Regions from separate parts of the Homo sapiens genome. Here region 2 is linked to region 1. Evidence: read pairs that join two places in POLR2A ChIA-PET (ENCODE). Cell type or tissue: PC-3. All regions are shown on one strand. Each heading gives the region's core, and the rest is flanking DNA. Links, peaks and the distances in the headings are about the cores only.

The links. ChIA-PET counts read pairs that join two places held together with the same protein. Peaks named below come from ENCODE experiments on the same cell type or tissue, not always from the same donor. Only the 100,000 strongest peaks of a DNase experiment are listed, where the experiment ranks them.
Region 2: POLR2A ChIA-PET joins it to region 1 with 5 read pairs; 1 of 35 experiments calls an interaction of 5 or more read pairs at or near these places.

Annotation. Positions count from the first base shown.
Region 1 is chr1:200,650,895-200,664,124 of GRCh38, reverse strand. DDX59 (DEAD-box helicase 59) reads left to right here. Exons shown (of 8, transcript NM_001031725.6): 3 at 39-206; 4 at 5,009-5,098. Among named protein-coding and RNA genes, the nearest start is that of DDX59-AS1, 12 kb to the left of the region's middle. RefSeq lists an enhancer at 10,709-10,768. In PC-3, for the core only: no CTCF peak of the experiment used is centred there; DNase peaks (open chromatin) are centred at 4,714 and 9,244; H3K27ac peaks cover 749 bases.
Region 2 is chr1:201,113,016-201,129,652 of GRCh38, reverse strand. ASCL5 (achaete-scute family bHLH transcription factor 5) reads left to right here and starts at 2,469. Exons shown (of 2, transcript NM_001270601.2): 1 at 2,469-2,569; 2 at 13,776-15,710. The coding sequence starts at 14,281. The coding sequence ends at 14,901. RefSeq lists enhancers at 1,294-2,284, 2,285-3,275, 13,880-14,400 and a silencer at 15,051-15,100. In PC-3, for the core only: a CTCF peak has its summit at 2,754 (motif pointing left); DNase peaks (open chromatin) are centred at 2,322 and 2,692; H3K4me3 peaks cover 1,055 bases; H3K27ac peaks cover 462 bases.

The DNA.
Region 1 (13,230 bases), core at 4,395-9,394:
TGCTGGTGTTTTTAAACTTGTTTTTCACATCTTTGCAGAGCAAAACTCCATCTGCGCTCATTCTTACACCAACCAGAGAGTTAGCCATTCAGATAGAGAGACAAGCTAAAGAATTGATGAGTGGCCTGCCACGCATGAAAACTGTGCTTCTTGTAGGGGGCTTACCCTTACCCCCACAGCTTTATCGTCTGCAACAACATGTTAAGGTAAGCACTGATTTGATACAATGTCTTTGAAAAGTTTTGTAAGCAATACAGGAACTAGTGTTTTTTTTCCCCTTGAAGAATTTTTAAAAGTATGATTTTAGAGAGCCTTTAAATTCTTACCAAGTAAGCCTTAGGTTTTTTTTTTTTTTTTAGTTTGTTTTATATAGGAAGGGAAAGAAGCACAATTTATTGAGTGCCCATTATATGCCAAAGGCTGTTGAATGTTCTGACATGCATTATCTCATTTAAGCATCACATTTACTTCTGAAGGTGGGTTGGCATAATCCTTAGTCCATCTTTTATAGTTGAGAAGTTGAATCTCAGAAAGGTGGAGTTTATCTAAGGATCTATAGCTAATAAATAATAGTTGCCAAAATTGACCCTTAATTTACCTGTCTTTCCTCCTTCCTTAGCCATGCTGTTATGCGTAGTCTGTATTTTCTGGTATGTAAAAGTATGTAAAAGCAATGTGGTCTGATTCTAGCTTTGAAACTTGGTAGCTGTATGGCCATAGATAAGTTACTTCACTTCTGTGGGCTTCAGTTTTCTTGAGTTTGAATGGGTGGCTGAAGATACCTGCCTTTAAAATAAAAATGTTTAATGGAAGGTTTGGCACAGATGCTGACCAATCAAAATAGACTGCAGCTTTGGTGCAGGAGCTGGGTCCTCGGGGCCCCTTGGTGTTCTGGGCATTAACTGTTTAGTTAACTAGGGTGGTAGGGCGGCCCTGGCGACCCAGGGGACAAGCTGGGTTGGCAGGGAGTTGGGGAAGGGCACTCAGGGGGCTGGGGCAGCAGTACCAGCTGGGATGAAGCTCCTGCAGTATTCGACAGCTTCTATGGGTGAATATCAGCCTTTCATGTTGGAATCTTTTGAAGGTCAAATCAGATTTATCTGACAGATTTAAAGCCTGTAAAATGTTGTTTTAAGAAATTACAGGTTGATAATTAATGGGATATTGGATCAGTGATTTTTTAAGGTGGACCTCCAGTATATAAAACAGACAAAGGTGATATTAATGCCAAATTATAAGTTCAGCAGTATATATTTATAAAGTAAACAATACAAGTACTTTTGATGGGCATCAAATTTGAAGTTGGGTTAATGGAGTTTAACTGCAGTCTCATATCAACCTCTGCCTTAAATTTATTTTCATTGCAACGAATGGATAACATTATAATTCAAACGCATAAGTAGCTGCAAACTTCTAACAGCTTTTAAACTAAGCTTGCATTCCAATTCTTAAAAAAATATATGTTAATGTATTGGTGTTAGTCTCTAGTTGCCCAGGCTGGAGTGCAGTGGTGCAACCTCTGCTCACTGCAACCTCCGTCTCCCAGGTTCAAGCGATTCTTCTGCCTCAGCCTCCAGAGTAGCTGGGACTACAGGCGCCCACCACCATGCCCAGCTAAGTTTTTGTATTTTTAGTAGAGATGGGATTTCACCATGTTGGCCAGGCTGGTCTCAAACTCCTGAGCTCAGGTGATCCACCTGCCTCGGCCTCCCAAAGCACACATTTTTTAAAAAAACAATCTCAAACTTAAAGAAAGGTGGTAAGTACAGTAAATGGAACTTTTTTTTCCTCCCAAACCTTCTGGAAGTAACTTGCTGACTTGATGCCCTATCACCCCCATATACTTTACAGTATGATTGCTACAAACAAGGACATTATCTTACATAACTGTAATACAATTATGGAATCAGGAAATTAACATTGTGTATTAGTCCATGCTTGCACTGCTATAAAGAAATACCTGAGACTAATTTATAAAGAAAAGAACTTTAATTGGCTCATGGTTCTGCAGGCTGTACAGGAAGCATAGTGGCTTCTGCCTCTAAGGAGGCCTCAGGAAGCTTCCAATCATGGCAGAAGGCAGAGGGGGTGCGAGGAGCTTCACGTGGCCAGAGCAGGAGGAAGAAAGAGAGTGGGGAGGTGCTACACACTTTTAAACAACTAGATCTCACAAGAACTATCATGATGACAGCACCAAGGGGAAGGGTGTTAAACCATGAGAAATAGCCCCCATGATCCAATCACCTCCCTCCAGATCCCACCTCCAACATTGGGGATTACAGTTCGACATGCAATTTGGGTGGGGACACAGATCCAAACAGTATCACGTTGATAGAGTAGATTACATCAGGAATTAATATTGGTATCATCTACTCCTCAGTCCCCATTCACATTTTTATAATTGTTCCATCACTTTTTATAGCACAAGAATCCAGTTCAGAATCACATGTTGCATTTAGTTGTTGTGTCTTTGTCATCTCCTTCAATTTGAAACAGCTCTTCCATCTTTCCTTTTTTCCTCATAATCTTGGCCCTTTTAAGGTTTACAAGCCACTTACTTTGAAGAACATCCCTCATTTGATTAGATTCAAGTTACATGTCTTTGACAGGAATATCACAGAAGAGATGCTTTGTTTTTTTCATTGCATCCTTTTAGGTTGCACAGAGTATCAGTATGTCCTTTTCCTAGTGATAGGATCTGTAAAGTAATTGTCAAGTTTATTTTTTTCCCCTTTGAGTTTAGTAAATATTTTGGGGAGAGTACTTTGAGGTGTACTTTGAAATGTAAATTTCTCATTCTTCACCACACTTTGAATTTATTTATATATTTATTTATATCTGTATGGACTCACAGCTTCCTGTTATTCAAAGGTTTACAATCTATTATCATTATTTGTTTTGATACTCCAGTTGATCTCTATCTGGCCAGTGGAAGCACCTTCAAGTTGGTTTCTATGTCCTTTGTTCAGATCTCCATCATTCTTTGAGTCTTCCTTACCTTCTATCTAAAGAAGATGTTCCATACTTACATTTTTCTTTCCCTGCCCCAGCCCTGGAATCATGCCTTCTCCAAGGAGCCCTGGTTTATTTTACTAGAGGATAGTATTTAAAAAGAAAGATCTGGGCTATGTGCGTTGATTGCTATTGGACTATCACTGCTTCTAGGACTTCCCAGTGGATAGAGCTAGGGAATACAGTCATCGCTGGGCGTCTGCCAGGGATTGGTTCCAGGATCCCCTGCGTATGTACCAAAATCTTTGCAGACTTGAATCTTGCAGTTGGCCCTGCTGAACTCGAGTATTGTTGGTCCGTGTTTGGTTGAAATTGGTATGTTTCAGTGGACTCACACAGTTGAAATCCATGTTGTTCAAGGGTCAGCTGTATATCTAAGTGTGTGTTTTTCTGTATCTATATTTATTAGAAACCATGAGACTATGAGTTCATGTTGATACTTCCAATTCCAATTCAATGCAACAGGATTCATTCATGTTTGTAACTGACAGAAACCTGCCACTCATTTTCATTTATGTATTTGTTTATTTATTTGACCAATCCTCCTCTATGTAGCCTACCTCCCGCCATCAGCACCGCCCTGCCCACAGCGATGCCCTCCTCACCAGACTCCACCCTGCACTCTCCTCAGCCCCTCAGGCTGCAGCACCCCATGCAGGGCCGCCTTTCTGTGGAGGCTCCTGCTTGCCCACCTGTCACTCCCACCCCTCTCACCAGCCTGAGCTCTCTCCCAGGTGCCCTCTGAGAAAACATAACCAAAACCTCTGTTCAGCAAAGTTGCCCTCCAAGAGCAAGGACAACATAAAAAGCTTTTCAGATAAACAAAACTGAGAAAGTTAATACCAGTACACCATGTAAGAGAACTTTAAAACTAAGGTAGTCTACAGATAAAGAAGATTGTGCCAGAAAGGAGGGTGTGGGATGGAAGAAATAATGGTGGCCAAGGAAAATAGTAAGCATGTGGGTAAATCTCAGGAAACATTGAATGAAACAGTAATCATAATGAACAACCTGTAGGTTTCAAAATACAATAGAAGTTAAATACTGGCCAACAGTAGCTTAGAAGCACAGGGGAGATGTGATTGGTATTAAAGCATTTTTCCTTCTTGTTTAAAAAAAGGTAAAAATAAGCTGAATGCAGTAGCTTACACTTGTAATCCCAGCACTTTGGGAGGCCAAGGCGGGAGGATTACTTGAGCCCAGGAGTTTGAGACCAGCCTGGGTAGCATAGAGACCTTGTCTCTGCAAAAAAACAAAAAATTAGCCAGGTGTGGTGGCATGCCTGTAATCCTAGTTACATGGGAGGCTGAGGCAGGAAGACCCCTGGAGCTGGGGAAGTTGAGGCTACAGTGAGCCACGCACTCCCTGCTGGGTGACAGAGCGAGATTATATCAACAACAACAACAAAAAGCCCCCATTGTTAGCCACTAACATGTTATAAAATTATTAAGAGCCTTAAGCAACCTTAGAAATCACTTTGCCCAACCTCTTAATTTAAAAATGAAATAAAAAGCCCAAAGATGTTACGGAATTTTCACTTGTTTATAGAACCATAGCAATCAAACTGCCTACAAGGTCCTTCCTGGTGCCTTGGTGCCTGCCTCAGCCTGCCCCATTCTCCCCATTCCTTACCATTTAGAAACTTCACTGGCCTCCCAGCCTCAGGAATGTCACAGATACTTTTCTCCTTAATCACTCCTCACCTTGCTCATGCCCACTCATCCTTTAGGTTTGACCTGTGTGTTGGGTAGGACTGGATAGGTCCCTCCAGTTATGGCTTAGTGTATTTATCTCATGAGTACTTTCTGGTTTTATCTGTTTCTTCCTTTGTATTACAAGTTTCATGAGAGCAGAGACTATGTCTGGCTTATTCATCACTGAATTCTGGGTGCTTAACACAGTGTCTGGTACATATTAGTTGCTCAATCAATATGGAATGAATGAATGAAAATAGCTATTACTGATTTTTTTAATTTGCTTTTTCTCTTTTATTTAGGTTATCATAGCAACCCCTGGGCGACTTCTGGATATAATAAAGCAGAGCTCTGTAGAACTCTGTGGTGTAAAGATTGTGGTAGTAGATGAAGTAAGTAGTGGTATTTAAAAAACAGTTACATGATTTTACACAATTTATGGAAAGTATAGTTATATAATTTCATTGTATGTTCAGTACCTTTTCTCTCTCTCAAAAAAAACCTCAGGGACTTTTAAAGCATTGCAGCAGGTTCCTGTGTAGCACTGAAGCTAACATAATGTGTACTACACTAAAATTAAACCAGAGCTGTCTTTTCCTAATTGACAGAAAACACAAATTCAATATGTACTCTATTCTCAATGGTAAGTTGTTTTTTTTTAAGCATTTGATGCTTACTATTATTTGTTTACAAAAATAGTCAGTGTCAAGTAATGAGACAGGGTCTTGCTCTGTTGCTTAGGTCACCCAGGCTGGAGTGCAGTGACGGAAACACAGCTCACTGCAGCCTCAACCTCCCACACTCAAGTGATCCACCCACCTCAGCCTCCTGAGTAGCTGGGACTACAGGCACACACATCACCATGCCTGGCTAATTTGGTTTTTGTAGAGATAGGTCTCACTATATTGCCCAGGCTGATTAGTCTTGAACTCCTGGGCTCAAGGGATCCTCCTGCCTTGGCCTCCCAAAGTACTGGGATTATAGGCATGAACCACCATGCCCAGAGGATGGCCTTTAAATTTTTTTTTTTTCTATGTGGACATAGGCATCTGTGATCCTGATTTTCTATGTTACATATACTATAGAGGCATTTTTATACTTTTGGCCTACTTAATAAGATGAAGTAAAAGTGTTGTTTCTCAGTGATATTCTGCCATGGGAACATAGGACCATGTGCCAGCCCACCCTGGGCATGTGCCATTTCTGCCTGCGGGGCACATGCATCTTCCCACATGTCTCACCAGCAGTGACAGAGCAGAGGCCTGGCGTTACCCAGCAGTGATCACAAATGCGTGGTGCTGGGTGCTGACCAGGATAGTGTCTTAGCCTGCCTTCCATGGGCCCCAGTAAGTAGCAGTAGGATAGAACACATAGCCAGTACCCGCAAGACCAAGATTTGAACATTTACTCCACCTCCCATGAGAGCTTAGGCAAGCTGGTTAATCTTCTAGAGCTATGGCAAGGATGAAGAATGATGGTGAAAATGGCTTTTTTTTTTCTTGAGACAGTGTTTAGCTCCTGTTGCCTAGGCTGGAGTGCAATGGTGTGATCTCAGCTCACTGCAACCTCCACCTCCTGCGTTCAAGTGGTTCTCCTGCCTCAGCCTCCTGAGTAGCTGGGATTACAGGCACCTGCCACCATGCCCAGCTAATTTTTTTTTTTTTTTTTTTGAGACAGAGTCTTGCTCTGTCATCCAGGCTGGAGTGCAGTGGCGTGATCTCGGCTCACTGCAAGCTCCACCTCCCAGGTTTGTGCCATTCTCCTGCCTCAGCCTCCCGAGTAGCTGGGACTACAGGCGCCCGCCTCCATACCCAGCTAATTTTTTGTATTTTTAGTAGAGACGGGGTTTCACTGTGTTAGCCAGGATGGTCTCAATCTCCTGACCTTGTGATCTGCCCATCTCGGCCTCCCAAGGTGCTGGGATTACAGGTGTGAGCCACTGCACCCGCCCAAAAATGTCTTATAGACTGAAGAGTCCTGCTACTGCAAAGTCAGCATTTTTCTGGCGTGGCCATTTGGTAGAACTGACATTGCTAAATCTGATTATCATTAGACAATACTGTCACCCTGAACATGACTGGGCTTCCCTTTGTTGATAAGCCCCATGTTCTTAAATTCTCCCCATCTTATGAGCTAGAGAAGTAATTTTTTTTTTTTTTTTTTTTTTTTGTAGACAGTTTCCCTCTGTCACCCAGACTGGAGTACAATGGCACGATCTTGGCTCACTGCCACCTCTACCATCTGGGCTCAAAGTGATTTTTGTGCCTCAGCCTCCCAAGTAGCTGGGATTACAGGCATGTGCCACCAAGCCTGGCTAATTTTTGTATTTTTAGTTGAGACAGAGTTTTACCATGTTGGCCAGGCTGGTCTCAAATTCCTGGCCTCAAGTGATCTGCTCACCTTAGCCTCCCAAAGTGGTAGGATTACAGGTGTGAGCCACCGCACCCGGCCTGAGAAGTAATTCTTAATATGGATTTTAAGGTTAGTTTCCATTCATCCTCATTTCTCTCTTTGTTTTTAAAATTTGTTTAGAGACGGGGTCTTGCTATGTTGCCCAGGCTGGTCTTGAATTCCTGGGCTCAAGTGATCCTCCTGCCTTGGCCTCCCAAAGTGTTGGGATTACAGGCGTGAGCCACTGCACTTGGCCTCATCCTCACTTCTCTTTACAGCATTTTCATTTTCTTCCACTAACAAGGCTTCATGGGACACTTTCGTGCTGTGCTCACCATTATGGTACAAGGGAAGTATTCATTCAGCAAACATTTATCAAGTGCCTGTATGTGCAGCCTGTGTCCCAGCTCCTTGGCATTTAAGGAATATGGTTTCTGGGTGATCTAGAGGGGAAATGAGCTGGTAAACATAATCAGTTATATACTGAAACTGCAGTCAGTACAGAAGTATTATTTAGGTACAAATTGACCAATTCTGGATAAGTTTGGATGGCATCACAGAGAAGTTCTGAATAGCATTCAAGCCTACAAGGTGCTGAAATCTTGTTAGAGAGAAAAGATACATATACTGAAGTAAAGGCGAGAACGTTATCATATGTACAGAGATACAAAAGTACTAACATGATGTAGGCCAGGGGTTGGCAAACACTTTCTGTAAAGGACCAGATGGTAAATATCTTAGGCTTTGGGGGCCAATGTAGATGGTATGAAGATGAATGGGTGTGACGGGGTTCCCATAAAACATTATTTACAAAAACAGGTAAAGGTCTAAATTTGTCCCCAGAGCTGTAGTTTGCCAATGGCTGATAGAAGATACTAGTGAAAAAATTGAACTGTATGGCCAGGCACGTTGGCTCACGCCTGTAATCCCAGTACTTTGGGAGGCCGAGGTGGGCGGATCACCTGAGGTCAGGAGTGCAAGACCAGCCTGACCAACATGGAGAAACCCCATCTTTACTAAAAATACAAAATTAGCTGGGCGTGGTGGCGCGTGCCTGTAATCCCAGCTACTCAGGAGGCTGAGGCAAGAGAATCGCTTGAACCCGGGAGGTGGAGGTTGCGGTGAGCCAAGATCGTGCCATTGCACTCCAGCCTGGGCAACAAGAGTGAAACTCCGTCTCAAAAAAAAAAAAAATTGGACTGTATATGATGCCAATTTTTCAGAAGAAATAAGGTCAGAAGGAGAAATGAGAGAGTAAATATATTAGCACTGCAAAAAATGGCTTCTTAGAGGTAATGGGATTTGACCTGGGCTTCAAAAGATGGAAAAAGATTGAGAAAACTAGAGGATGTATCAGTTCTTCAAAGTGAAGGGACCAACATAAGCAGAGTCAGAAAGTCCAAGTGCATGTGTGCAGGGGGCAGAGAAGAGACCACCAGCTTGAAGAATTCTTCCTGAGAAATAATAGGAGGTAAAATTGGGTTGTTAGGGTGGGGCCAAATTATAGAGGGCCTGCACAGGAAGGCAGAGGAATTTGGATTTGATGTGGGAGTCAGTGAGGCTTTCTAAATTATTGAGTAGTGGTTTAAGAGGTTACCCTGCTGCGTGATACAGGAGAAATGAAAGAATCTAAGAGCAGCCAGCAATCCAGACAGGGGTAAGGGGTCACACGGTGGAGGCAGTAGGAGTCACAGGCCAAATCTGAGAGTTGCAGCGGAGGAGTCCCTTGTGAGTCTTCTGATGCCTGAGGATGAGAGAGGAAGAAGAAGGCAAGAGAGGTGACTCCATCAATTATAGTTGTGCCTTTAATTTTAAAAAGGACAAATGAGCAAATCTGGGTCTTGGTAGTAATGTTTGAGTTTGGCTTTAGACATGGTGAATTACCTGCAAATGATGAACTAAGGGGTAGTATTCTGAAGATCTAAAATAGGCATTGGGGAGTCCCTCTGAGCCTTTTCTGGCTCAGGAGGTTGCCGATAAAATTTTAAAAAATAAAATAGGCATCGGAATCCATGAAACGTATGGTTTCTCTAAGGGAGGCAAGTTAGAAATGAGCAGAAACAGAGGCAGGGGCTAGGGCTAAGGGCCTGGCTTGTGGAGTCTGAAGATGAGTCAGTAAAAAAGCTGCTTGAGACACCAGAGAGGAACTGAGAATGAATAATATCCTTGAAGAAGAGAGAACCATTGTTTCAAGAGGAGGATGAAGATGCAAATAGTCAGAGGTGAAAACTCAGATAATTCCTTTGAAATGATCTGCTTTGCGACCCTCCGTGTCTTCTGTCATACCTGTCCTTTGGCCTGGAATTCTCTCCCATCCTTTCTACCTGCTCTTCCTTCTTTATCTTTTAGTAACTCTGAAATCCCTCACTCCCCCTGTCAGATTTTAGGCCTTTGTTTCTCTCTGCTCTGTTGAACTGTGCATAGATTTTTAAATTTTTTTCTTAGCACAGTGTTTGCCCAAGTTTCCTTAATAATAGGAGTCACCTGGCTTGCTTAGTGACCATCAGACGAGACCAGACCTCTCACTTGGATATTCTGATTCAGTAGGTGTGAGTTGGAGCCAGGAATCTCTACAAACTCATTCCAGGTGATCCTTTTGTTTTTTTTCCCCTCAGGCAATTCTTTTTTTTTTTCCCCGCCAGGCTGGAGTGCAGTGGCGCAATCTCTGCTTACTGCAAGCTCCGCCTCCTGGGTTCATGCCATTCTCCTGCCTCAGCCTCCCGAGTAGCTGGGACTACAGGCGCCCACCACCATGCCTGGCTAATTTTTTGTATTTTTAGTAGAGATGAGATTTCACCGTGTTAGCCAGGATAGTCTCGATCTCCTGACCTCGTGATCCGCCCGCCTCGGCCTCCCAAAGTGCTGGGATTACAGGCTTGAGCCACCACGCCCGGCCCTTCAGGTGATTCTTATCTTCAGAGAGGTTTGGGCCACACTGACTAGTAAGTTGCCTGACATAGGAAGGTGCTTATTCAGTGCTTAGAATTAGTGTTCATTTATTTACAAAATATATCATTAGGGCTTTTCATGTGCTCACACTTGTTGGTTTTGAGAATACAGTGGAAGATGAGACACACAAACTGTCTCGTGTAGCTGTGATAAATGTACACAAGGCGATACGGCAGTGGCAACGAGGGGAGGGGGGTTACCTTGGATTGGTAGTCAGGGAGAGCTCTCTGAGAAGATGACATTTATGCTAAGATATGAATGAGAAGGAGCTGGTCATGCGGAGATCCATCTGGAGGGAAGACTTTCAGCCAGGTGCCAACAAGGAAGCAAGCATGAGGTATTTGGGAACAGAAGGAAGGCTGGTGTGGCAGAGTCACGAGCAGTGAGGGGAGAGTGCTTGGAGATGAAGTCAGAGAAGTGGACAAAGATGAGAACTTGTAAGACTTTTTGGTCATGGTTAGAAGTTGGATTTTATTCTAAGTGTGATGGGAAACCATTGGAGGGTTTAAGCAGAGGAGGATGAAGATCTGATTTATATTTTAGAAGAATCTATCTGGTTGCTTGAGAATTGGTTATGGGATGGGGGTGACGGGATTGCGAGCAGTCTTGCAAATATGAGTTGGGAGAAGCGACCAGCTCTGAGGTATGCTAGTGGGTTGACAGGATGATTAATGGAGTCAGTGTCAAGTGGTAAAGAGAACAGATGAAATAAGAGTTTCTGATGGCGCTGTTTCCTGAGATGTGTTCTGGGACAGGAGTGGGTTTGGCAGAAAGGAAATAGAAACTTCTGTTTTGAATGTGTTGAATTTGAGGGGCCTGTTGGAACCAAGTGGAGATGTTAAGTCGGCAGATAGTTTCTACCACTTGAGTTCGGGGAAGCAGTTGTGGCCTGAGATATGATTTTGAGAGTCTTTGATGCATGCATGATATTCAGAGCCGTGGAATTTGTTGATCTTATCTGAGGAGAGAGCACAGATGAGGAAAGAAGAAGCCTGTGACCCAGCCCATGGGGCTCCCCAATGTATAGAGATTGAGAGAAGAGAAAGGAGGCTCAGAGTAGCTAGTGAGGGAGGAGAAAAATCAGGAGAGGAGATGTCTGGGTGCAGGGGCCCACGCCTGTAATCCCAGCACTTTGGGAGGTCAAGGCAAGAGGATTGCTTGAGGCCAGTAGTTCAAGACCAGCCTGGGCAACATGGGGAAACCCAGTCTCTGCAAAAAAAAATACCAAAAATTAGCCGGGCACGGTGGCACATGCCTGTGGTCACACCTGTGGTCCCAGCTACTCAGGAGGCTGAGGCAGGAGGATCACTTGAGCCCAGGAGGCAGAAGTTGCAGTGAGCCATGATTGCACCCCTGCACTCCAGCCTGGCGACAGAGCAAGACCCTGTCTCAAAAAAAAAAAAAAAAAAAATGCTTTTTATGGCCCACTCTGCATTTTGAATAACATCTGTTGAATAATTTGTGCACATTAAAGACATGTTAGAAAGTGGGGGTGGAGCCTGGGCAACATAGCAAAACCCCATCTCTACTAAAAATACAAAATTAGATGGGTGTGGTGGCATGTGCCTGTAGTCCTAGCTATTTGGAAAACTGAGGTGGGAGGTTGGCTTGAGCCCAGGAGGTTGCACAGTAAGCCAAGGTGGCACCACTGCACTCCAACCTGGGTGACAATTCTTTTTTCCACTGAATAATATTAAAATGAATATTCAAATTTTAATATGGATGACAGCACATTAGTGGGCCCTTAAAAATACAATGCTGAGCTGGGTGCCCTGGCTTGTACCTATAGTCCCAGCTGCTTAGAAGGCTGAAGCTGGAGGATCTCTTGAGCCCAGGAGTTTAAGGTTCCAGCAAGCTAGAATCATGCCACTACACTACAGCCTGTGCGACAGCAAGACCCTGTCTCAAAACAAACACCCCCATGCCGTAATAGTTTAAAAGAATTATCCTGAATCAGGGCCCAGAAGGGGGAAAAAAAAGAATTAAATACCTCATTGTTCCCAAATTATAGACACCTGGATTGTATTTGCAACTGAAGATAGCCTTAATCTTTTTTTTTTTTTTTTTTTTTGAGACGGAGGCTCACTCTATAGCCCAGGCTGGAGTGCACTGGCACGATCTCGGCTCACTGCAAGCTCCGCCTCTCGGGTTCACGCCATCCTCCTGCCTCAGCCTCCCGAGTAGCTGGAACTATAGGCACCCGCCACCATGCCCGGCTAATTTTTTGTATTTTTAGTAGAGACAGGGTTTCACCGTGTTAGCCAGGATGGTCTCGATCTCCTGACCTCGTGATCCACCCACTTTGGCCTCCCAAAGTGCTGGGATTACAGGTGTGAGCCACCGTGCCCGGCTGGCAGCACTAACTTTAAAAAAATGTTTTTGTTTGCTTGGTAATTCATGGTTGTAACAAACCAACAGTATAGAAAAATATAAGTGAAAGCCCCTGTCTTAGTCCACTCCTGGTGCTATAACAAAATACCTTAGACTGGGTAATTTATAAACAGCAGAAACTTTTTCCCACAGTTCTTGAAGCTGGGAAGTCGGGGATCAAAGCTGTAGCCTTGATTCAGTGTCTGGTGAGGGCCTGCTCTCTACTTCAAAGATGGCATCAGCACCCTCTTCCTGCATCCTCACACAGAGCTCCATCCAGCCTCTTTTAGAAGGGCACTAATTCCATTCATAAGGGTGGAGCCTTCATAACTTAATCACCCCCTAAAGGCTTCCCCTCTTATTACCCGTACATTGTGGGTTAGATTTCAACATATGAATTTAGGGGGGATCACCACAGTTCAGACCATAGCAGCCCCTAACATTAACTTTTATTTAAAATAATATTTTATTATAAATGTAATCTGTGTTCATGGTTTAAAAAAAAAACAAACTTTGCAAAAAACTAAAAGTAGAATTGCCTCCCTTAAAGCCCTCCAGGCTTCTCCCTGGTATTAGCAATTTAGCAGTTTCTTGAGTGTATATACATATAATATTTTTGTAGCATAAATAGGTATCTTGTTACACATAATATTCTGTAATTTGCTTTTTTTTAACCTAGCAATCATTCATTATTTAATAAAGGGCTTTCTGATCATTTTTCTTGACAGCATAGTGTCATATGGATCTACCATAATTTAGCAAATCCCCTACTGATGAATATTTAGAATGTATATAGCTTTTTGCTACTATTAAT
Region 2 (16,637 bases), core at 255-5,254, 470 kb before region 1:
GAACACTGAGCCCAGTACCCTGGGCATAAATCCTAACTGCCACTTACTAGGTAGGCAGCTTAGAGTAAATATTCAAACTCTATATGCTCTGTTTCCTCACTGCAAAATGAGGCTACAACTACTGACTGTGTTGGGTTGTCGGAGGGAGTGCATTGTGAATGTGTATAAAGCACTTAGAAGAGTTCTGCAGTGTAAGCGCTCAGCAAGTGTCGGCTGTTCTTGGTCACGTCACTATTATTACTATCACCACATAACCTCCAGCCATCAAGTCAAGGTTCTGCAGATTCAACAGGGACTTCCTACTCAGTGTTACCAGGGGCGCTTTAGGCTCCAGAAAACCCTGACCCCTCAGCTAGATCCCACCCTTGTTGAGGTCCAACTCCACACTTCCAGGTGGGGCGACTTCTCCTCCGGCTCCCCTGCCCTGAGGCGTGGAACTGAGCATGGAGCCAAGGCTGCAGGCAGTGCTGGCTCTGAGGGCGCCTGAGCTCTTGAAGGTTTGGGGGCTCCTCTGATTCCTGCCTCCAGGTGGACACGGAGGCCAAGGCTCCAGGCTGGGAGTCGGGACCCCTGACCCTGGCTCCGCTGCTATTCGCTGTGTGACCTCGGGCAGGGCAGGCCTCCTCTCTGAGCCTCAGCCTCTCCAGATATCCTCTCCGGATAGAGCACATTAAACTAGCCCGTGGTCTCGCAAAGCACGGTGTACACACGCGAGGCGATTTTAGGTGGTACCCAGAAGTACACTTTTTACTGTAGTAGTTATGTAATTACGTTAATGTGTATTAGAAAAAAACATAATTGGCACATACATCTCACAATTTTGTGGATATTAATGCTAACGACAAGTAAAAAGGGGTCGGGGAGTGAGCATATATAAAGAAAATCATTAGGAAAACAGCGAGTACAAATGATGCTATAAATGGCAGAAACCACGGAAGCAGCTGTGTGCTGACGATGCCAGTTTGGGTGCCCTGAACCAATCGCTCTCTAAGGGACCTTCAGATCTTGCATCTGTACACTACAGAATCTCTAGATGTCACTCTGCGTGTTGACCGACTGGGGCTGAAAAGCGTGAAGAGAGGGTTTGCCCAAGGCTCTGCTGCTGCAGTGGTGAGAGGGCAGCTCAGACCAGGTCCTGAATGGATCCACACAGGGAAGGACACTGTGGTGCAGTGGCCAGGAGTGTCGGCCGGGAGGCTAGACCGCAAGGGTTCATTCCCAGCCCTGACTTTTCCTAGCTGTGTGACCTTGGGCAAATCAATCTGTCTCCATTTCCCCAACTAAAACATGAGAATAGTAACTTCTCTCATGGGGTGTGACGAGGGATAAGTGTGTGTGAGTGTGTAGGGAGCAGGGCCTGGCATGTAGTGAGTGCTGAGTGGCTGTGGTTGTCTGTCATTCCTAATACGTGACTGTGTGGCGGAAAGGAGGGCCTCCCCACGGCTACCGAGAGAGGTCCCTGTTGGCACCTCAGCCTAGTCCCTAGGCTTTTTCTGTCTGCAGAGAAACAATGTAGAGTTCGATGTGGAGTGAGGGTGGGAGGGTGGGGAAGCAGAAGCTAGAACGCAGGTCTCCCAGCTCCCAGCACAGGCCTCCCAGCTCCCAGCACAGGCCTCCTCCCTAGAGCCGCAGGCCTCACCACACAGAGCTGGGCCTTCGCCTTGCCGGAGGCTCATCTAGTGGGCCGCGTATCCCTGGGCACACCTCTTTCCTCTCTGGGTGCCACTTTCCTCAGCTGGCCACTGGGGAGGATGGCCTTGGTGACCTCCACGGGCCCCTCCAGCTCTGGCTTCAGGCAGCTTTGTGCATGTGCGGTGCAGCTACCCTGCAGTCCCTGGTGGAGGCTGGCGGTGCGAGTGCCCCCCAGCCCTGCACTGTGTCCCTGGAGAGCCACTGCAGCCCTCCTAGTCCCCGGTTCAACCCCTGGAGTGCCCAGTGATCACCTGACAGTCCCCACCCCCAAACTGGTATCATGAAAGCCACTCCAGAGAGAGTGTTGTCTTCTCCTGACCATAAGGACTTCCCCCATAAAAAGAGACTCCCTGCGTGTTCCTGGTCTCTTGCCCTTCACGCTCACGACGCATTTCCTACGCGCTAATTCAAGTCCCTCCTGCTGTATGGACTTCCATCCAGAGGCTATCTGAGGCTCCCTGCCAGCTGGGCCAGATGCATCCCCCTCCCTTGGCTCTCAGCAGGGCAGCGCCCTAGAGGACAGCATCCCCACTCCTCCTAGGCTCCAGCCCAGAGCTGCATGTCACTTGCCCAGACTCAGGGCAGCCAATCACAGGAGGCCAGGAGTGGCCCTCTCTCCTTCTTGGGAGCTGATCCCAGATCAGAGGAGCCCCCACCCCCTGCCGCCCCTCCTCCCTCCCCTTCTGGGTGTGTTGCCGTTTGAAGTTGAATCAGGTAAAGTGTACCTGGCTCCCGGTGCTGTGGCAGGAAAGCCCGGCCAGAGGCTGCTGAAGGTGCTGCTGGGCAGGCGGGCAGCCCCGGAGATTCCGCAGTCCCCCCAGGAGGTTCAAGAGCCACTGATCAGGATAAGCGCTGCCGGAGGAACAAACCCAGAGAGGTAACCGTGCGAAGGTGGTGGCTGAGGGATGTGCCCGAGTTTGATCCTGAAATAGTGATAGCCCCACCCGGCCTGGAGGAGGGAGGCCAGGAACACTGTTTACTCAGGGCTTAGTCACCCCTGATGGCTTTCCTACCCAAAGGAAAGGAAAACAGAGCCAAGCCACCTGCTGGCTGGGGTTACGGCACCCACCAGTGCTGGGAGAAGGCGAGATCAGCTGTGCTGCCAAGGACATTGCCACTGAGCGGGCATTTTCCCATGGACTTGCTCGTCGTGAAGGGTCTAGGCAGGAGGAGAGCTAGGCCTGGGTCTGAACTTGGGAGCAGGCTCAGGAGGTGCAGAGCAGTGGTGAAGGGCCTGGCCACAGGAGAGATGGCCCGGGCTCACACCCTAGCTCCATTACTTAATTGTTGTGGGACCACAGGCCATTTGCATATCTAGGTCTCTGTCCCTTCACCTGTTAAGTGGGTTAATAATAGTATATGGCTCACAGCACTATGTGAGAATCAAATGGGTAAAGTGCTTAGACTAGTACTTGGCATAGAATAAATGTTATATAAATATTTTTGTTGTTTTTAATCATGCTATTTACTAAAAATATGATCCCCCTTAAACTCACTTAAGCTTGCTGAGCCTCAGTTTCCCCATCTGTAAAATGGGAATAGAAAGTGATTTAAGGGAGGGCGGGACACAGTGGCTCATGCCTGTAATCTCAGCCACTCAGCAGGCTGAGGCGGGAGGATCACTTGAAGCCAGAAGTTCAAGATTCTGTCTCTACAAAAAAATTTTTAACAACCCAGCATGGTGGTGTGTAGCTATAATCAGGAGGCTGAGGCAGGAGGATTACTTGGACCCAGGAGTTCAAGTTTACAGTGAGCTATGATCGTCCCACTGCTCTCCAGCCCACATGACAAGGTGAGATCCTGTTACTTAAAAAAAAAAAAATTAACTTTAAAAGAGCTAAGGGAACTTGAAGAGATTAAATAAATAAATTGCTAGCACATGGTAAGGTGCCTAGTAAATAACAGTCTCCTTCCCTACGGTGTGAGCCAAGATTCTGTCCCCGTTAGAACACAGCATTTCCTCCCACTCAGTGCCTGTGCTTTTTATCCTGCTCCCCGAGGAGGCAGTTTGGATGGATGAGTTTTGTATTTTCAGGCTCAGACCTCTGCATCGCTGCTCTACCACAGACATTAAAGGAAGGTGACACGGCTCGTGAGACCACCTGCTTTGCTATAACAGTCATGGACTGGTGACACTCACCTGTGCCCATTCAATTGCCATTCATCCAGCAGCAATTCAATTACCCCTCCACATCAGGCTACTTCTTGGACACCTCCTATGTGTCAGGGGCAGGGCTGGGCCCGCAGGATACAGAGGGAGCATGAGGTTCCTGCCCTTCAAGGAACTCCTGCTCCTTGAAAGAGCAAGACACAAATGCACAGCAAGGTGAACAGCAAGGCGAGGGCACGCCAATGAACTATGACCACTGAGAGCAACGCACCAAGGCTTTAGGATTCAGGGAGAAGGAGAAAGAGCAGAAACAGGAGAGGGTAGTAAAGCTCTGTGGACAAAGAAAGACCCAAACAGCTTCCAGAAGTAGGAGTTGGATGAGTGGAAAGGCAAGGGGCTAATTCTCCCGGAAAGGAGCAACTCTGTGAACATGGGCTAGAGGGGAGAACGCAGAGGCTGCTTGAGAGAAGAGAGTTATGTTCACGCTGAAGCTGAGGGCTGATTTGGGGATATGGGGGAAAAGAATGTTGGAGAGAAGGATGGCAGACTGCTGGGAACCTAGATGCCGGGCCTGGGAGTGTGAACAGCTGTTGATTACTGAGCACTTCCCAGCCACGAAGCGTGCCAGCGTGTTTTCATGCACGATCTCCTTGAACTTCACAGTAACCTTAGGAAGTGAGTGCTGTTACTCTCCCCAGCCTACAGAAGAGGAAATGGAATAGGCCTGCTCAAAGTCATATAGCTGGGAAGTGGCAAAGCCAGGATTCTCAGACACATCTGGCTGGCTCCAGAGTCCCTGGTCGTAAGCCAACGTATGACAAGTTCAGAGAGCCCCAGTTCCCTCTAAAATACAGGTAACCGCATGCATGAGACAGGTTGGAGAATCCCAGTGACAGCCTGCACACAGAGGGAGCTGCGAGGGCCTCAGCCACCAGGAGGGGAAACTGGGGTGGGGGCAGTGGAGAACCAGGGCCATGGTCTACCCTGGCCACAGGTCCAGGCTCTCCTGGCCTCGGTCCCTCCTGTGGAGTGGGGGCTGCAGACACCCACTTCACAAGGACACCCTGAGGCTCGAATGAGATCCAGAGTGTGAAGTATCACAAGTGCTGAACAATGTTGGTTCATGAATCTCCTTCCCTCATTACGGGCACCGTCTCCCCTCCAGCCCTGCAGCTGCAGTCACTTCCCACCTACGAATTCTCTGGATCTATTAATATGATCTGCAGAGGCCACCAGACCCATCTTCCTTGGGAACCCTCAAACTTTTGTTCTGTGGCCCCTAAGGGCTTTTTTTCCCCCATGAAATAGCCGTCACCTACAAGGGATACTCCTTTTTGTAGAGAAAGGAGTGAGAATCCTTTTTCCTCTGTTCCCCTGAGTTGGCAATAATATGGGCCCCAGGGCATGACTCTGCTTGAGCTTGGCACTGGAGCCTAGGGCAGTAGGGCCAGGGAGGAGACAACAATGACGATGGGTGTGTGGTTCAGAGGGCAGAGGCTGGCAGGCAGCACCCTTGGGGGCAGCTTCCATGGTACCCACCCCTCAACCCCAGCCTCCCTAGCTTCCTAGCCTGTGAACCCAGCTCTGAGGCTGACTGTTCCTCATCAAGGGAGGCTCAGGCACAGCTTGAATTTCTGGGATTCAAACTGATTTCATCTGCAGAACCGCCTGGTTCATTCTGACCATGACTTCACTGTGTCTATAGGATGATTTTCCTTCCTCTTTGTCTTCTTTGAAATTAACATTGATTAATCATAAGCATTCAGAAACACTCTTGAGCACCTATGTGTGTAACCAATGATGAGAACAGGAATTGCAGTAACTTGCATTTGCACAGCAGTGTGAGTCACTTCAGCCAGAGAGAGCAAGTTAAATACTGGGTTCCTAGTCACAATTTTGGCCAGGGTCTCACCTTTCCCTTCTGCAACCCCAAAACCCACCCCCAATGAGGTTGTTGGACTCCTCAGAAGGTATTTCTACTCCCCGAAAGGCAAAGTACGGAGCAGTTTTATCTGATGGTAAGATTTGTGAAGAGTCACATTAGCACTTATTGGTGGCTTTGGGACAAGAGTCCAGGTGTCGGGCTCCTGAGCCATAGACTCTTCCTCCTCCCCTTGGGTGGGGTGGGGTAGTAGGAGTAATGTAGGGAATGGACTTTCTTCTGAATCTGAGTCTTATTCTTCTGGGCTAAGAAAGACTCATTCCTGGACAGGATGACGATGCCCCAGTCCCAGAGTGTAGAAAGGATCCCTTGAATCCCAGGTCAACATTTATCAGCTGTGTGACCTGCGGCAATTTGCTTAACCACTCTTTGCCTTGTTCTTCTCATCTGTAAGTTGGGGATACCATCAGTCCTGACATCATAAGGCTGTAATGAGAGTTTTGTAGCACACTTAGAACAGCGGCTGGCATATAGGTAAGTGCTAGGCATGTGTGGGCACTAAGATGCAGTCCTTTTTTCTTCTACTAAACTGAGGGCAGCAGTTGAGGTTGTCCTCTGCTGGGTCCCCAGCCCACAGAAGGATTCCTTGAAGGAGCTCAGGAGATGTTATTTGGTAGGTGGATTGACAGGCGATAGAACACACGGTTGAATAAATTCAATTTATTAGAATTATTTGAATTCAGTTACCCTTTTCATTCAAAGATTGGAGGGGAAAAATCGGACATTTAATGCATAGAATTTTCCTTTTAGACTCAGGACAGATGTGACTGTGGGAAGCTACTGGGTGTAAGCATTGGTGGAACAATATTGGTGGGGCACCTGCCGTCCTGGGCTTCTCTTAGCCACATCCAAGGGTCCTAGAGCTTCTGGGAGCTTTTCTGAAGGTCACCCGTCCCTTAACGGCAATAAGAGCTACCATTAATTCAATTGCTTTTAGGTGCCACGTGGCTCACATACATTACCTTTGTCTTTACAGTAACCTCTAAGGTAGGTATTATTACCTTCACTTTTCAGATGAGGCAACAGGCTTATAGAAGTCAGTAACTGGCCTAAAGCTACTTAGCCAGTAAGAGCAGCGCCAGGATTCATCCCGGCCAGTTTAATCTAAAGCCCGTGCTCAGGGTTTAGCAGTGGGGTGGTTGCCTCTGGGAACATCTTCCCATAACTCCACAGCATTGCAAATGCCTGGTTATATTCAGGGAACTGGGAAGGACTAAATTCCTCACCCAGCTCCACCCCCAGGAGATCCTGTAACAATCATTACTCATAAAAAAGGTGGGGACCGCTGCCCGGCCAAGAAAGTCCTCATATCAACCCAATGAGACCCTGGTAAATTCAATCGGCTGTGTGACCCTGAGCAGCTCTCTTAGCCTCTCTGAGCCTGTTTCCTCTTTTGTAAACAGGAACAGTAATACCTTCTCTCAGGTGTGAGGATAGCATGGGATAAGGAAAGCAGAGCACGCCGCAAAGCACCAAGCATCAGAGGGCACCTAATCCACGCGAGCCCATCCTTCTCCACCCTGTTTCTCTTCTTTAAGACTCTCAGCAAAGTGATGCCACATTGAGGACTTGGCTTGGTCAGCCCATGTCAAAGCTCTGTGAGCTTTTCTCTTTGTGAAACTGGATGCAGCCAGGTTGCTGCGGAGCAACAGAGGTTTCCAAACCTGAGGCAGGGAGGATGGCGTGGAGGGCAGCGTGAGGGGCTAAGCAGGCTCTGGGGCCCATGGATAGTACTTCCTCATTCAGTGCAGGCTAAGGGGGCAAGTGGGGCTGGAATCCCGCCTGCACAACACCCACCCAGAGCATGAAGCATCATTTTCTAACCCAGCAAGGTGCCATGTGGGCTCATGGTCACAGGGCCTGGCTGCCCCTTCTCCCATCAGTGTTGAAACTATACCCGTCAAGATTCTGAAAGGATTGCTTATGTTGAATATGTGGTCTGGAGTGTTCACTATGTATATGGTGGGGGTGGTGAGGTTATCCTTCTAGAAATATGTACAGGTTATGTGACAGACCCCCCAAGGGAGATTGTAAGATTTCCTATTTGGGTTTTTGTTGTTGTTTTGGGGTTTTTTTTTTTGAGACAGGGTCTGAGTCTGTCACCCAGCTGGGTGCAGTGCTGCAATCACAGCTCACTGCAGCCTCCACCTCCTGAGCTCAACTGATCCTCCCACCTCAGCCTCCTGAGTAGCCGGGACTACAGGCATGCATCACCACATCCAGTTAACCGTTTTTATTTTTAGTAGAGATAGGGTCTCTACTAAAGTATGCAGAACCTAATGAAAGATGAATACAATATTTAATGAGAGATTTTTTTCAAGTTAGTGATAAAAAGATGGCCTGCTTAATGAATGCTAAATAAATCGACACTGCTAATTATTGGTCTACAAAATTAAAACAGAACCCTATTGGAAACCACACACAAAACTGAATTCCTAAAGGAAAATGTAGCGGTGAGTAAGACTTAAACAAGACTAGAAGCACAAGGTTCCCAAGCTGGTCACAAATTCCTGGGCTCAAGCGATCCCCCCACCTCGGCCTCCGAAAGTGCTGGGATTACAGGTGTGAGCCACACACCAGCCCCTATTTGTTTCTTAAAAAAATACATTTACCCTGAAGATTTAAAGGCAGAATTTCCTGAAGTGTATTCTATTTGATGTTAGTGGGCTTAAGACCATTTTTTAAGTGTTCTGTGGTTCCATTGGGAATTTGGGGGTTAAATACAAACAGGTTTCTTTACCTGCAGGGCTTCCCAGGGCCTCTGATGCTAACATGCCCTCCAAGGGCCAACGCTAATGTGGGTATCCAAGGAGGGAAATGCGGGGAGCTGCATTTCTCAAATTATGCAGCCCTTAGGGGAAAGGTTTTAGCAACCACCTTGCCTGGAGGCAGGGGAATGAGTGAGGATTCCACAAAGCTAATGAGTTCTGTCATTCTGAGTCCTTGGGGCTTCCTTACAAATGTTCCCAGTTTTTGGCGGCAGTGGGTAGAGGGGAGGCTATGGAAGCAGTCTCCCTGTTGCTGCCCAAAAGCAGCATTATGGACTGGTCAACTCTCAGAAATCTCTCAGAGTGGTAGGAGAAGAAGAAGACTATGGAATCACTTTCCCCAATACTTCCTTCAGAGCCATGGGTTCCCTGTTGAAAGAGACATGTTCAGCCAATTCCTGACCTCAGACCCCCAACTCTGGTTCCAGTCCTGCTAAAGACAATGAGGAAAGCCTGAAAGGTAGAATTATGTTGTCTGCTTCTTCAAAGTTCACATCTGCCTTTGCCTCCCCAGGGCTTCCCACCAGTGTCAATCAACAAACACTTAACTGAGCGTGTACTGTGTGTCTCAAAGAAGGATAAGACCAGAGTTCTTGGGCTCACAGTTTACAGCCTGGGTTGGGGGCAGTGACAGGAAGAGCCCTGGGGAGAGGGCCCTCAGGTTGCCTGTTGCCCATGCAGAGTATAAGGCTGAGGAGGGTGGGGAGACAGGGCCCTGGTGAACATTGAGCACCAGGGAGAGGCCTGGGAGAGATGGGCAGGGGATGAGTATGAAACCATTAACAGCAAGTTATGATAATGTGCCATCCCCAGGGGTGTGGACAGTGAGATCCTCTGGCAATAGGGACAACAAGGGGCTAATATTGGTGGGGCAAACACTAGTGCTACACAATTAGAATTGGCAAGGTATTGCAAAGGAGGCCCAGGAGACCCCCGCTGACAATACGCCCTCTCTGGTGCAAGTCAGATTTGAGGATTAGAAAGTTCTTTGCACAATAATTGATGATAGCTGGCCCTAAACAAACTAACTGTACATGGTACAACTGAGCGTAGACTGCAGGCCTAACAGCTCAGTGTAGCTTGCACCACGAAGAAAGCTCTGGGGAGGAACAGCAGTTACTTCCTGCCAAGCACATCTGCTCGGCTGCTTCCCAGGGCAAAGTAAACTAGAGTACAGCTGGTAATGAATGGGGTTGCTGAGGGCAAGGAGTGGCTCTGGTCCCAGAGAGGAACCAGGGCCCCTTAAAAAGGTGGACAGCATTGCCTGCAACTAATAGTCTGTGCCTACTCAATGCAATCAATGGGTTCACTCAACTAGCTCTTTCAGCAGTCACCATGGGGGCTAAGAGTAGAGGAAAAGCTCTTCCACTGTTTCAGAGTCACATTTTTATCTAGTAAGTTGCCTAATGCTGATGCAACTGCTATTTTTAATTCAAAACAACAAAATACATCTAATTGTATTAATACATATTTTATGTATGTGTACATAGTGAAAGTTTAAGTGATACGAATTGCTTCACAAACACAGGGAGAAAATTAGTAGATGTTGACAGAAAACTCAGTAGCTTTTCCTAAGGGGTCTTCTCTTACCCTGAATTTTCCAGGAGACCTAGGGACCCACAGTCCCCAAAGGGAGCTGTCACAGGAAGTGATGACTTCGACACCCGTGGGGTCGGGATGCGAATTTCATCAATCTGTTGCCGCCACTGCGTCTCACCACCACACCGTGGCGCTATTGATAGCTGGTTCTGCCCAGTCCCATGAACTTAGCCGATGAGTAGGTTCCCTGCTACTGATAGATCCTCCTGGGGCCTTTGCTCAGGTTTTCTAAGCTCAGGCAAGGGGGCTCCTGCTGCTTGACTCAGTCTGATGATACTCCAGTCTGTATCTTCCCAGCAGCAGAACTCCATGGGCCACCCTCCAAACACATCTTCAAGGGGGTGCTACCCTCCCAAAAGATGACCGGGGTGACCTTTAGTTCTTCTCTTAGCAGAAGCTAAATAACAGCATTATAATTGGAATCTTCAGCGGGACATCCCCTCCAGGAATTATCATTATAATTGTAATTCCTCTCCAGCAGGAATAATTTACTAAGATCCTTTTGTTAGGTCAGTGTAAACCTCTCTGTTCCTTTGATCAGATGAGAAGCCACTAGTAGAAATACTGAGGGAAGAGGTGGGAAACTGAGGTGGTGGATTAACCTTTATTAGTTCATGAATTCCTAACAGTGGGCCTTTAAAAAGTGACTTACCCTTCATGTGCCTCAAGTTTCTCACCCGTAAAACCAGACAATATTAGCACCTACCTCTCAAGGATGGCGTGAAAATTAAATGAGATGATTCACATCAGGCTCTTAGCATGAGGTCTTGCACATCATGAATAATAAGTGTAGCTATGATTATCATTATTATTATTATTTCACTACAATGTTTGTTTGCTGTTCTATCCTAGTACCTAGAGCAGTCCCAGGATATCCAGGACCCTCTGTACATATTTACTGAATGAAAATCACGCCGCTTAATGGTCATATGCTACACTGTGTTCCTCAGCTTCTGGTATTCAGTGATAGATGCAGAACACAATTCCCTTGCAGCTGTGTACCCCCCTATGGTATCTTGCAGATAGGTTATGAGTTCTCTTTTTTTTTTTTTTTCTTGAGACAGGGTCTTGCTCTGTTGCCCAGGCTGGAGTGCAGTGGTGCAGCCTCAGCTCACTGCAACATCTGCCTCCTGGGCTTAAGCCATCCTCCCCTACTCAGCCTCCCCCTGAGTAGCTGAGACCACAGGCACATGCCACCAAACCCTGCTAATTTTTTTAATTTTTTGTAGAGACAGGGTTTTGCCATGTTGCTCAGGCTGGTCTCAAACTCCTGGGCTCAAGTGATCCTCCCTCCTTGGCCTCACAAAGTGCCGGGATTACAGGCATGAGCCACCTCGCCTGGCTTATCAGTTCTTTTCTAACAGTAAAGACAGAATTGGCTTAAGAAATACATAGTCCTGCTGTGAAGTTTCTTGTTTGAATCACCTTTCTGAATTGTTGTATGAAAAAAGGTAAATAGTATATGAGGAAAATAAATAAGTTATGAATATTAAATCAACATGAACAAATAGTAAGTTGTACTTGTTAAAATTGTCATAAACTTCTGACCCCTATCAAATTAAATTTAAATAATTAAGTCAAATATGAATAGACAGGGATCATATGGGAGAGTGTAGTCTGGATCCCAAATTTGTACAATAAAAGAGAACCGCTAGAAAATCATTTTGAGCAAGGGACTGATAGGTGTTACCTGAGAAATAAAAGCCCTAGCCCCTGCCTTCCGACTGCTTACATTCTGGTTGAAGACATAGAATGCACAACCTTAAAGAGAATGTGCCATCTTAGAATGCACAACCCATGTTGGAAGCCGGAGCGCTCAGGCAGTCAGGATGGGCAGGAGCTGGAATCAAGGATGGCAGGACTCTGGGTAAAGCAGAGAGATGTAGAGAGGGCCCCCAGGACCGGAGCCAGCACAAGCCAAGTGTGAGATCCGGAAAGCAAAGAGTTCCAGAGAAGATTGACCTGAGAGATCTGAAGGTCTGTTTGGGAGACATTTTCTAGAACCTTCTCTTGAAAGCAACGGGGAGGCTTTGAAGGCCACTGAGAAGGGGAGGGATATGTGAATTTGTCCTGAATTCTCAGACATTTGGTTTCACTCTTTTTTTTTTAATGGAGTCTTGCTCTGTCATCCAGGCTGGAATGCAGTGGCATGATCTTGGTTCACTGCACCCTCCACCTCCCAGGTTCAGGCGATTCTTCTGTCTCAGCCTCCCAATTAGCTGGGATTACAGGCACCCACCATTCCACCCAGCTAGTTTTTGTATTTTTAGTAGAGACAGGGTTTCATCATGTTGGCCAGGCTGGTCTCGAACTCCTGTCCTCAAGTGATCTGCCCACCTCAGCCTCCCAAAGTGCTGGGACTACAGGCGTGAGCCACCATGCCCGGCCTGGTTTCACTTTTGAGAGCATACCTAAGTCTCCATGACGCTTAGAATCATTGTTGATTTTTCTTGGTCCTCATTTAGTGTGGAGGACAAAGCTAGCTGGAAACAGACTCAGGGCCTGCAAAAAGGACAGAGGTGAGAGGGTGCAGAAGGAGACATTCTCGGGAATCTGAGTTTGCCACCACCTCCTCCTGTCAGGGAGAGAGCTAGCTCCTTTCTGTCTCTTGGAGAGGCCGTGCCCAGTGGCCAAGGTGTCATGCTGCCCATCACTCACTCACTCGCTAAGTCCTGATCATCTTTTATGAAGAGGGAAAAAATAATAGAGTAGTGTGATAAGTGCTAAGATGGCACTTATGGAACACTGTAGACACACACAAGAGGGGGGAGTGCGATCAGAGAGGCTTCCTAGACAAAATGGCACCTAACTTGGATCTGATAACCACATGCAATGAAGCTTGGTGGCACCTAAACTCAACACACACCAATTATTTCTGAAATAACAACTTCCTAAAGCCTATGAAAGGCTACGTGTAATCAGTCCCACCCTGACAAACCCAGCTTTCTGCCTAATCCTCTCTCTGTTATTCCACATGTATTTGTGGAGCATCTAATACTCAACAGGGGCTGGGCTAGGCTCAGGGCATACAGGTGAAAGAATAGACAGCTCCATTAGGTGCCATGGAGAAACCCAGGGTGGGGTGAGAGGGTGTATCCCAGACCACAGGGACTGGGGCAGGGAAGGCTTTGATGACTGTCTCTGCCAGGCAGAGGGCTTTGAATGGACCAGCAACACCTACCTTGTTATCAAAGAGGCATTCCTTTCCATAAAGAGTTGGCTTCCCTCATTGGCTGATGGCTGCTGCTGCTAATCCAATAAGCAGTCTCAGACCCGCTTCTAGATGTAAGACCCCGGAAGGGATCAGTGATGAGACTTAATCCCCCAGTCTCAAGGGACATGACAAAACTGGGCATTTTTATAAGCTATGACCTTTAGGAGGTGTTTTTTGCATATATTTTTTCACATTTGATTCTCATATCTTATTAATTTCCTGTCAAGGATGTTTCCCTTGCCCTTCCGTTATGGAAACCACGACTCAGAGTGGTCACCCGACTATTAAGGAGTGGACACAAGATTTTAACCCAGATCTGTGCCCCTTCAGTAGCCAACCGCCTCTCCTCATGAGGCTTACAATCCCGTTTGCGGGTGGGGATGATACAAAGAAGCCCATAATACAGGTCTTTCCTAACTGATATGTTCACTCTCCTCTCCTCTTCTTTAGAAATGTTCCCGGGGACTCCCTCCACTGAGCTGGCGCACTCCTAACAGCAGCCATCAGTTTGGGGACCCCGGACAGCCCGGGGATCCCGAAGGCCGCGAGGACCAAGGACCAGGCGCTGGGGTGGGTGTGGAGGACATGGAGCCCGTGGTTTAGGCCTGAGGTGCCCATGTTGGGTGGCAGCAAGAGGCAGGGTGGGCGGGTCTGTGGCCATGCCCATGGGTGCTGCGGAACGGGGTGCGGGCCCTCAGAGTTCCGCGGCGCCATGGGCTGGCTCTGAGAAGGCGTGCACCGACCTCCTGAGAGGGGCCACACTTGTCTAGGGCGATGGCTCTTGTTAGGGAGTCATTGGAAGCCACCCTAAAGGGCGAAAAGAGGCCCTAGCAAGTCCTGGTACCCAAGAGCTGCTGCTAGCGATGTGACTTGCCCCACTGGTGGAGACGGTGCAGACCCCAAGCCGGGGCCATTCGGTGGAGGCCTCGCTCTGGGTCCAGCTCCACGCGGCACCATGAACAATAACTTCTGCCGGGCTCTGGTGGACCGGAGGCCTCTGGGGCCCCCCAGCTGCATGCAGCTGGGCGTCATGCCCCCTCCCCGGCAGGCGCCCCTGCCCCCCGCCGAGCCCCTGGGCAACGTGCCCTTCCTGCTGTACCCGGGCCCAGCAGAGCCGCCCTACTACGACGCCTATGCGGGGGTGTTCCCCTACGTGCCCTTCCCCGGCGCCTTCGGGGTCTACGAATACCCCTTCGAGCCAGCCTTCATCCAGAAGCGCAACGAGCGCGAGAGGCAGCGAGTCAAGTGCGTCAACGAGGGCTACGCTCGCCTCCGCGGCCACCTCCCCGGCGCCCTGGCTGAGAAGCGACTCAGCAAGGTGGAGACGCTGCGCGCCGCCATCCGCTACATAAAGTACCTGCAAGAGCTGCTGAGCTCGGCCCCCGACGGCTCGACGCCCCCCGCTTCCCGCGGCCTCCCGGGCACCGGGCCCTGCCCCGCGCCGCCCGCCACCCCCCGTCCCGACCGCCCTGGCGACGGCGAGGCCCGGGCGCCCTCCTCCCTGGTGCCGGAGTCATCCGAGTCCTCCTGCTTCTCCCCGTCGCCTTTCTTGGAGTCGGAGGAATCCTGGCATTGATCGGGCCTGTGGCCGCCCCCGGCTTGGAGGATGATCCGCCGGCCCCGTCCCACTTTCGGGAGCAGCGGGAGGCTGTTGGGTCACCCGCGATGCGCCGCAGGACGGTGACTGTAGGAGGTCCGCGGCGCTCCCGTGTCTGCGACACCCTCCCTCCTCCACCAGCTTGGGGCGGAAGTGCAGGGCAGCGGGTACGATGGGCACGATAGAGACCTAGGAGCTCCGTGGGTGAAGCGAGGGGCAGGGCCTGGGACTGCTCCGGGCGTCCTGCGTCCCCTCCGGGGTGCAGAGGGGCTCCCCAGGACGGTCATCCCTGGGTCTGGCTCCCGCTCGGCCTCAGGTGGCTCTGCTCCGTCCTTCCTTGCCGCAGGCGCAGTCCAGTCTCTGCGAGTCCCCGGGATGCGAGCCCGACTTTGAGCCCTCGGTTACCATGCCACTGCTCTCCACCAGATGGCCTCAGATACTAGCGACTTCTTTGGGAGCACGCTTACTCCTCGAGAAAGGAACCCAGAGGAAGGGATGGGAGGCCAGATTGCTGCTGGCGCTCAGCCCAGACCGAACCTACAGACTCAGCAGAGGCGACCTGTGTGCCCCGGTGGCGTTCTCTGGCTTCCTGGGTTGGGAGGGGGGGTTACTCCCTCCCCGCATCCCCCCCATGAGGTCGTCTAGTTTTGTCCCAGGTTGGGTGGGGACTGTGGTTTTTTTCCCTCAGACTGTAAGCCTTGGGGGAGGGGGGCGTGCATATAGGTACATAGGCACTGCGTCGGCACCAAAGAGCTAAATAAAAGGATTGTTGAATTTTCTCATTCCTAGATCATTGTCTACCCTCACCCTTCCTGGTGCCCCTTTCTTATTCTCACTCCCAGCCCAGAGTACTTGCTGGGAGGATATGTGGGGTTCGCTGTTAGCTCAGCACATTTAAGATTCAGTGTTGTTAGCTCAGGCGTTCAATGAATTTTTTTTTTTTTTTTTTTTTTTTTGAGACAGGTTTTGCTCTGTTGCCCAGACTGGAGTGCAGTGATTCAATCCCTGCTCACTGCAACCTCCTTCTCCTGGGTTTGAGCAATTCTCCTGCCTCAGCCTCCAGAGTAGCTGGGATTATAGGTGCACACCACCACGCCCGCTAATCTTTGGTATTTTTAGTAGAATGCGGGTTTCACCATGTTGGCCATGCTGGTCTCGAATTCCTCACCTCAAGTTATCTACCTACCTTGGTTTCCCAAAGTGCTGGGATTACCGTGGCTATCCTCAATGAACTTTTCTTTTTGAGACAAGGTCTCACTCTGTCTCACTCTGTCATCCAGGCTGGAGTGCAGTGGCCAGATCTTGGCTCATTGCAGCCTCAACCTCCCAGGCTCAACTGATCCTCCCACCTTGGCCCCCCTAGTAGCTGGGACTACAAACACACACCACCATACCCTGCTAATTTTTGTATTTTTTGTAGAGACAGAGTTTCACTACGTTGCCCCGACTGGTCTTGAAGTCCTGAGCTCAAGCCATTCTCCCACCTCAGCCTCCCAAAGTGTTGGGATTACAGGCGTGAGCCACCATGCCTGGCCTCAGTGAACATTTACAGGGAGCATAGTACATAGGGGGACTGTGCAGAGAAGGGGCCAGAGTCCCAGAGATAATGCACACAACCTTTACACCTGTAGGGATGGGAGGAGATGGGGAAGAAAGATACACAGCAGATGCTCCACAGTGAGGCAGGTGCTATGCCAGAGGTGTGCACACTCAGG